Regions from separate parts of the Homo sapiens genome. Here all the other regions are linked to region 1. Evidence: chromatin contacts called from ENCODE Hi-C data. All regions are on one chromosome and are shown on one strand. The core of a region is the stretch at or near the end of the contact, and the rest is flanking DNA. Distances in the headings are between cores, read along the strand shown. Region 1 holds the start of RNPC3 (RNA binding region (RNP1, RRM) containing 3). Region 2 holds the start of CNN3 (calponin 3). Region 3 holds the start of RHOC (ras homolog family member C).

The links. Hi-C counts contacts between places; a loop is a spot of excess contacts on that map. Pooled maps may share reads with other maps.
Region 2: a loop to region 1 is called in a pooled map, with 6 times the contacts of the local background. The contact joins the promoter of CNN3 here to the promoter of RNPC3 in region 1. A Hi-C loop is called at or near these places in 4 of 50 pooled maps.
Region 3: a loop to region 1 is called in a pooled map, with 5 times the contacts of the local background. The contact joins the promoter of RHOC here to the promoter of RNPC3 in region 1. A Hi-C loop is called at or near these places in 2 of 50 pooled maps.

The regions. Positions count from the first base shown.
Region 1 is chr1:103,524,312-103,527,011 of GRCh38, forward strand. RNPC3 (RNA binding region (RNP1, RRM) containing 3) reads left to right here and starts at 1,388. Exons shown (of 15, transcript NM_017619.4): 1 at 1,388-1,951. The coding sequence starts at 1,760. RNPC3-DT (RNPC3 divergent transcript) reads right to left here and starts at 1,197. Exons shown (of 4, transcript NR_168321.1): 1 at 1,085-1,197. RefSeq lists a silencer at 1,180-1,279 and an enhancer at 1,600-1,839.
Region 2 is chr1:94,925,857-94,928,556 of GRCh38, forward strand. It overlaps CNN3 (calponin 3), which reads right to left and starts at 1,254. Exons shown (of 7, transcript NM_001839.5): 1 at 982-1,254. The coding sequence starts at 1,038. It overlaps CNN3-DT (CNN3 divergent transcript), which reads left to right and starts at 504. Exons shown (of 3, transcript NR_168377.1): 1 at 504-884. RefSeq lists silencers at 362-791, 892-1,771.
Region 3 is chr1:112,705,848-112,708,547 of GRCh38, forward strand. It overlaps RHOC (ras homolog family member C), which reads right to left and starts at 1,280. Exons shown (of 6, transcript NM_175744.5): 1 at 1,231-1,280. RefSeq lists a silencer at 1,000-1,719.

The DNA.
Region 1 (2,700 bases), core at 138-2,637:
AAAATCCAGAATTTATCCTTGCTTACTATTCTTCATCTGCAAGTTCCTATCAACTACTTCTAAAACGTATCTCAATTCCAGTTCCTTCTCTACATGTCCACTTTCACCAAACTATTATGGTAGTGTTTTTCTCCAGACTTCTACAGTAGTCCAACTGGTCTTTCTGCTTCTGTTTTTTGCATTGCAACCGGAGAAATTTTCATACCTAAACTTTGATTCTCTCCCCTCAACACACACCTACTTAAAGAATTTGTCAGTTTCTAAATGTTCCTCAAATAAAAAGGGCTCCTAACAAATCTACAGCGTCTACGTGGTCTGGCTCTACCTATCTGATATTTTGGTGGGTGTGTGGGGAAGGTTCTTCTCATGTTTGTCTTCTAGTTTTCATTAATATCTGTCTCTCTCCTTTTCCCCAACCAATGCGGGATGACAGCAGATTGCTGGTATACTGCTTACTGCTGTATCTCTAACATTTATTTAAGTGGCAAAAAGAACTGTAAGAGGAACTCTGGTTCTCCAGACTGTAGCAGCTACATCTAGCATAAAACCTCTCTTTAGAATCCTCAAGGCCCTCTCTGTATGGGGTGAGGGGTACATTCCTGACCCTCCGGGGATGATCCCTGCCTCACTCCATTCAGAATCTAGGCAGAACAGTGGATTAGAATGTAGACCCCCAGTCAGAACACCAAGGGTCAAAACTTAGTTCTTCCACTTTCTAGCTGTGTGATTTAACCTCTTTGTACATCAGTGTCCTCAGCTGTAAAATAGGGAGAAAAGTACCTACACCTACACACACACACACATACACACACACACACACACACACCCCTACACACACACACATACACACACATGCAATAATTTATTTATTAGGTTACCTCTCCCTAGAGGCTGCCATTTCTGCGAAATGAACCCTGGCAGGGGCCTATCCGTCTGCTAAATGCCTACTGATTCAAGAAAAAAGTCTGAACTCTCAACGTTTTGCCCCTTAAACTGAGTTCTCCTCCCTACAATGGTGTCTAATGAGTTGACAGAATAACTGGCTAGCTTTATATTTTACCATCTAAATACTGTAAGAACATACCCGGTATTTCCACACCCAAGTTCTCCTCCTTGCTATTCAGGCCAATTCACTTTCCCAAGGCCAGGGATTAAGAGCCGCACGGTCAGCTCCAGATAGCGCTCGCCGCCGTGCGCCCCGCCCCGCCGTGCGCCCCGCCCCGCCGTGCGCCCCGCCCCGCCGTGCGCCCCGCCCCGCCGTGCGCCCCGCCCCGCCGTGCGCCCCGCCCCGCCGTGCGCCCCGCCCCGCCGTGCGCCCCGCCCCGCCGTGCGCCCCGCCCCGCCGTGCGCCCCGCCCCGCCCTGTGACGGTCCCAGCCCGCACATGCGCAGTCGTGAGTCCTCTTGTCCTTGAGCGTCAACCTTCTTTCCCTGAAGTGGCTGGGGTTCCTGTTTCCTTCTTTGATTGACAACTTGTGTTAACCCTCGCACATCTCTGGGCCAATTTTTGCTTGTAAGTCTTTCCGGAGACCCCTGGAATTTAAATCATTAGCACCGCGCCCTTCCCCGAAGAGTCTTCGAAGGGTTGCCGCTTTTCGGTGGCGCAGTTCTCGCGAGAAGGTGACTTTCTTTCTCGGTATTTCCTGGTTTCCAGAATCCTTAGCGCGAGGCGGAAAAAATATTTCTCCCAGCTTGTGTTGATGCCGCGATTTTGACTGAGACTTCTTCCCACGATTTCTGTTTTTGCTTCTCCAAGGAAAATGGCAGCTCCCGAGCAGCCGCTTGCGATATCAAGGGGATGCACGAGCTCCTCCTCGCTTTCCCCGCCTCGGGGCGACCGAACCCTTCTGGTCAGGCACCTGCCGGCTGAGCTTACTGCTGAGGAGAAAGAGGACTTGCTGAAGTACTTCGGGGCTCAGTCTGTGCGGGTCCTGTCAGATAAGGGGCGACTGGTAAGGGCGCGCCCCTCCGGAGTCTCCCGGGAAGGCATTTGGGAAGTGACCGGGGAGGGGGAGCGCTGACAAGAGTAAAATGGAAACGAGTGGGGAAGATGGACTTGTGTGATGAGAGCTCCCCCATCCTACCTCTTTTTTATCAAAATATCTGCTCTGCGAAGTGGAGTTTTAATCGGCTCGAGTCTGGATTAGTCATAGCACTGCAGAAAAGGGCAAGTGAGAACGACAAAGCAGAAGAATGGAAATTAGCTTAGTTATATTGAGTTTTCGGATCCATCCTGAGAGCCTCACAACTTTTTTGAATTTGGGGTTATTTCTCCTGGACTCAAGAGTATTCTTACAAATGTGCATCAAGGGATTTTTTAAAGTCCTACTTCATTTATAAGCCAATGTTAAATCGTTCATTAAAATAGAGGAGAAGCTACATTGGTGACTTGCGTAAATTAAATGCAGAATTTCAACTAGAAAAAGAGGCTTTTCATAAAAATTTCCCGATGACATCTTTTAGGGAACAATTTTTTAGGGCTGTTAAGAGTACCTGTGTAGGAATTTACACAATTACTTTGTTTTGCTTTATATCCAAAGATATTTTAGATTTCTCTTCATTAAAATAGGAATAGCGATGGTGCAAGACTCAGTGGTTTTAAAGTTTCCCTAGGTGATTTTAATGTTAATGTGCAGCCCAAGTTGAGAGTTACTGAATTAGAAGAAAGACCAATTTTGATCAGTTTAAATGTCACTTATGC
Region 2 (2,700 bases), core at 4-2,503, 8.6 Mb before region 1:
CGCCGATTGGCTGGTCTCTCCCCCCAGAAACCCCTGATGTCATGGGCTTGGAATGCAGGGAGGGAGGAAGGAAGGAGAGGATTTGGGGAGGGGGACGCCTCTCATCTCTTTCCCAGGCCAAAAGTCCTAAAGATAAACCTAACGCATTCTTGGGCTCAGTGGCAAAGCTGAGCGTCACCAAATCCCAATCGCTCCAAACTATAAGCCGCCTCAGCAAACAAGCCCCAAACAAAAGCAACCCACAAAAATAATCCTTTATGTCGTGAAAGTCTAATGTACTTCAAACTTCTCAGTGTTTCATAAAAAGTCTCAAGCCTAAGCAGATATCACTCGCACAGTGGCGCGCTCAGGCTTTGTCTCCATTTCCCGCAAAAGCAACAGCAGAAGCAGCAGCAGCAATCTGCCTCCAAATGCCTCCCAGGCACCGAGATCGGAGACTGTGATGGGTCCCGGACCGGCTTCCGTTCCTCGGGGCCCCTGGGGTCGGCGGGACATTAGGCGGTCTCTCTCCCCGTGGGGAGGCGCGGAGTCCGCCAGCACCCGGGGCCCGGGCAGATGGCGGGGGCTGCGGCAGCGGCTCGCCGGGTCCCTGGCCGCGCAGACGGGCTCCGCCTAAGGGCGAGTGGCCACGCAGGAGCGCCCCCTTCCCGGAGGGCGCGTTCTGCAGTCACCAAACGGCCCCCGAGACCCCCGCAGCCGGAAAGGCTGGCGCCGCGGGACTCCAGGCGCCCGGGAACCCACCGCCAGCCACTAGTCCTGTCCCACGGCGCGGGAACAAAGCCAGGCGGGTGCCCGGGAGCCGGCCCCGCAAGCCCGGGGACTGGACGCGACCGGGACAGGCAGAGACGCTCGCGCCGCCTCGACGGCCCCTCTCCAGGAAAACGGTGAGCCACAGCGCGAAGAGCAAACGAAGCACGGCCCAGCGCCAGGCCAGCCCAAGGGTGCCCCGGGGGCCCCCGCGCCCGCCCGAGCCAGGCGTACCTTGTTCTTGACTTCGGCCGAGAGCCCATAGGAAGGGCCCTTGTTGAAGTGGGTCATGGTGGTTCGGGCGGCGGGAAGAGACAGCGCTGGGGTCCGGGGTCTCTCGCACTTCGCTTCCCCGCTCCTGGCCCCGAGGAGTGGCCGCCGCGGGGGATGCTCGAACTCCCTCCTCTGGGAGGCGCAGGAGACGGCCGCGGGGCGCGGGCGGTGCCTGGGCGACTGGGTCCAACTGGGTGCTACAGAGCCTCGAGCTCCGCTGCGAAGCACCCGGCTGCCTCGCTCGCCGCCCGCACCTCGGTTCCCCACAGGCCGCCCCCGCCTCCGCCTGGGCCTTCGAGGATTGGCCGCCGGGCCCGACCAATGGAGGGCCGCCTCCTCCCGCCTCTGCGCCGAGGGGCGGTGCGGCCAATTGAAGGGCCGCGGGGGCCGCTTTCCCTCCCGCTCCCTCCCCGCGAGGTCCCCGGCCCCCGCCCCAGCCCTCACGCCACCGGGGCCGGCGGCTAGGCGGCCCCGCCCCCGGGCTAGGCAGGGCGCCTGGGGGCTTCCCAGCCACAGGCCATTCACGTCAACCTCCAGGCATCCTCCGCGGCGGGCCGGACCGGGCCGGCGGAGGGGAGCGGAAGCCCACCGGGGCTGGCCCGCCGCTGACCCGCCGCCTCCGTCTGCCTCCTCCCGGGCTCTGGGCCCAGCGCGCCCAGATGCCGGGCAGGACCCCTCCGCCCGCTGCTGGAACACCAATAGCAGCGTTGGAGCCTCTGGGCCGGAGGAACTGGGGCCTCCACCGACACCTGCTTCTTCCCTCACCTCGCAGCCTTCCACACCTGTTGATCTGACCTCTGCCCCGCTGCCGCCCAGGAGTAACCTAAGGCTTTTGGCCTGATTCGAGCTCACTCCGTCTAAACCTCTAAATGCGGTGCGAAAAAATCCTGGGGAATGTGCCATGCAAAGCCTGGGCATTTCAAGTGCTTTTCTGGATTCGCATCAACTCCTCTTTACAGGCATCTTTATCCGGAATTCAGCTCGTCCCAAACCCCACGTGGTGTAGCTCTGCTTGTGTTTTTGAATCCCGGGGCCTCTTTGAATCAGAAGCCCTTTGTATAGAGATAAGTATCCTTTAGGCCAGAATCAGCCTCCATTTTTTTCGCAGTCCCATTTCCTACCCGTAATACTTTCTTCTGATTTTAAAGCCATTTGATAGAGAAGGGACAGGGAACAGAACCTTCGCCCCCCGCCTGAGCAGCTGGTAGACTAGATATCTTCCAAACATTATCTCATTTACTTCCCTGGAGTTACAAATAGGTAGATTTCATGTCCGTTGAGGGGTGAGAAAGCTGAAACTTTGAGACTTAAGAATCCTGGCCGAGGTCAGCCTCCTCCGAAGCTTCATCTCTTGCCACCACTTTCTGGTGCACACCTAGGACAGATTTCAATCCCTGAGATCCCAGGATGAAACCTATGTTTGCCAAATACCAGCTACTGTGCCAGAAGAGATCATGGAACCAGGTGTGGAAAGCTGCTTGAGAAGAGGAGCCAAAACATCATAGTTGAACCGTCCTGGAATAGAAGTGAGTAAGGTGAACCAGGTGTGGTGGCTCATGCCTGTAATCCTAGCACTTTGGGAGACCGAGGTGGGAGGATTGCTTGAGGCCTGGAGTTCAGGAACATCCTGGGCAACATAGCAAGATCCTGTCTCTACAAAAAATCCAAAGTTTTTTTAAA
Region 3 (2,700 bases), core at 30-2,529, 9.2 Mb after region 1:
CCCCCCAGCAGGGTAATTCAGACGGCACCAGAGTGGTGGGAGGCAGAGGACAGAAACCCGGGGTTGAGGCATGCGTTAAGGGACCTGGAGCCTCCAGCCCAATTAGAAGACTTTCCCTCCAGGCTATGATTGGGCCAGAACAGCAGGCAGCCCAGGCCAGGACACTAGGCCCAAGGCCAAGATGGCATGGACAACTCCCTGTGAGAGGCAGCCCCAGAGGGACTGTCCCACTGACCCCTTAAGAGGGGCAACTGAGCCCCACACAGGGCCTGGAATGGAGCCTGGAACTTCTGGGGCCTTCCCCAAGACAAGACAGTGTGGCTACATCAGACCTCTCTCCAATCGCTCTCTTGAATTCCCAGATGATCCAGAGCGGCCGGTTGACTTTGCCGGCCCACCCTACACCTAGGGAAGGAATCCGTTCTGGAGATACCAAGAGATACTGCATTCTCAACTTTAAAACCAGAGTGAGGGCGGGACTCGGCCTCGGGATCCCAGTCCCAAACCCCAGGATACTCTTTCTTGGTTCGAGTATGAAGAAGGAGGATTCTCAATCTCATTTTCTCTCTCTCTCTCTCTCTCTACACACACACACACACACACACACACACACACACCACACACACACACACACACACACACACACACACACACACACACACACACACACACACACACACACACACACACAGAGTTGGATCCTTCCCCATCTCCCTTATCCTCAACACAAGCGGGCTCCAGGAACCGTCCAGGGCGGCGTCCAGACCCTGCCGAGCAGTGGCAGGCCCCAATGGTCACATCCCGCCCCTATTCCCGCCATACCTCCCTCCTGGCCTGGAGGAATTCCCACCCCATCCCACTCTAGGTCCCCTGCGGCCGCCCACCCTGGGGGCTGGGGCGTCTGAGTTGAAGTTCCCTCGCCCCTCGCCCGGCGGGGCAGGTTCCGGGAAGCTGGGAGGAGAAGGGAAGGGGCTCCGACTCGGACCTCAGGAGGCCAGAGCCCCTGCCGGCAGGTCCGGGCCCCCTCGCTGCAGCCCGGGGAGGGGCCGACGCGGTCCGACCACCGCCCAGCCCGGATGCCGACTCCGCTTGGAGGGAACGGGGTCCACGCCCAGGCCGAAGCCCCTCCTCGCACGGGCCCCGATCTCCGGGCCAGCGAGGAAGGGAAAGTGCTCTCCTGGGGACGAGTTCCCAAGACGCCCCACCGCCCGCAGCCCCGGCCCAGGGTACCTTCCGCTCCGCCGCCTCCAGCTGCGCGGCCGGTGCCGGAGGCTCAGACTGACCCCAGGGCCCCGCCCCGCCCTCCTCCAGCGCCGCGGCGGGGAGGGCGGGCCCGGCAGGGGGAGGGTCGGCCGGGGGCGGCCCTTGGCTCGGCCCGCCCCGGCCCCGCGCAGGGCCGCAGCCACCGGCCCCCTCCGCAGGCCGGGGACTGGGGGCCAGGGGCGTCCACCCCTCCAGGTCGGGGAGAGCCACGGGGAGATTCCTGGACTGCGGAGGAGCCGGGCGAGCGGGGGGAGCACGACCCGGGTGGACTCAGACTCTGCCCAGCCTTCAATCCCCTAGGGGAGGACCGGCGTCGGGAAAGTTAAGAGGTGCTCGGGGTGGGGTCAGGAAGGGCCGCTGCTGCCCTCCTGTGGCCAAGCGGCCACCCGCTCCTGCTGCACCTGGGACCTCGCGGGAAGCGGGACTGGGAAAGGGTATCCGCCGGGAGGTCCCAGGGCCCGGCGCGGGTGTGTTGGTTGGGGGGAGATGTCCACCCTCTTGTTCCTAGGATCGTACAGCCCAACGTCATCCCCCAAACTTGAAGACCTCTCAGAGCCGTTCAGACCCAGACCACCGTTCCTCCTCACAATTCGCTTTCTTCCCTGGGCCTGGAATTTCCAGGAGTCCAATTCCTACCTACTCCTCAAAGGGTGCGCCTAGAAATGCTTCTGGATCCCAGCTGTGAATTCTGTTCCCACTCCTAGGTCTGACTTGGCGCATAGGATATTTACCTACACGCGTATCTCCTTTCCCTGTAAGGGAGCTGAGGAGGTGGGAGTAGAATGAGGACGTCCACCAACATTTCATTGGCTTGTGCTTGGGACACTACACAGCTTAACCCTTTCAATATTCATCACAGATCTCTGGGGAAAATATACCCATCCCCTTTTGCCCATAGAGAAGCTGAGGTTCAGAGAAATCAAGTGGCTTACACAACTGTTTTTGACTTGTGACAGCAAGAATTCACACAGCCGGGCCTGTCTGGCTCCAAACTGGTGGTCTGGCCCTGCTACCTCACGGGCTCCTCCAGCCTGTCCCTTCCCCCGTTGTCTAGCAGAGTGAGTGGCACATAATAGGTTGTCAACAAATATTTGATGAATGAATGAATGTTAGGAGTCATACAGACTTTAAATATCTGAAGTGCAATCCAGACATTTGACAAATGTGAAAACAGGTCCGCAGCAGTTTGGCCCCAGGCCTCTTAACTGACTCAATGAACATTTCTCGAGGGTGAACTGAGAGCTATGTTCGGAAGATCCATTTCTGCCTTCAAACAACTTAGAGTCTAAATGAGGAATGCAATTTCAAGATAGCTAACATTTATTGAATCCATATTACATGGACCTGGGTCCACATACATTAACTACAAGAATCCCATGAGGTAGCTATCTCCATTTTACTGAGAAGCAAATTGAGGTTCAGAGAGGTTACAGAGCT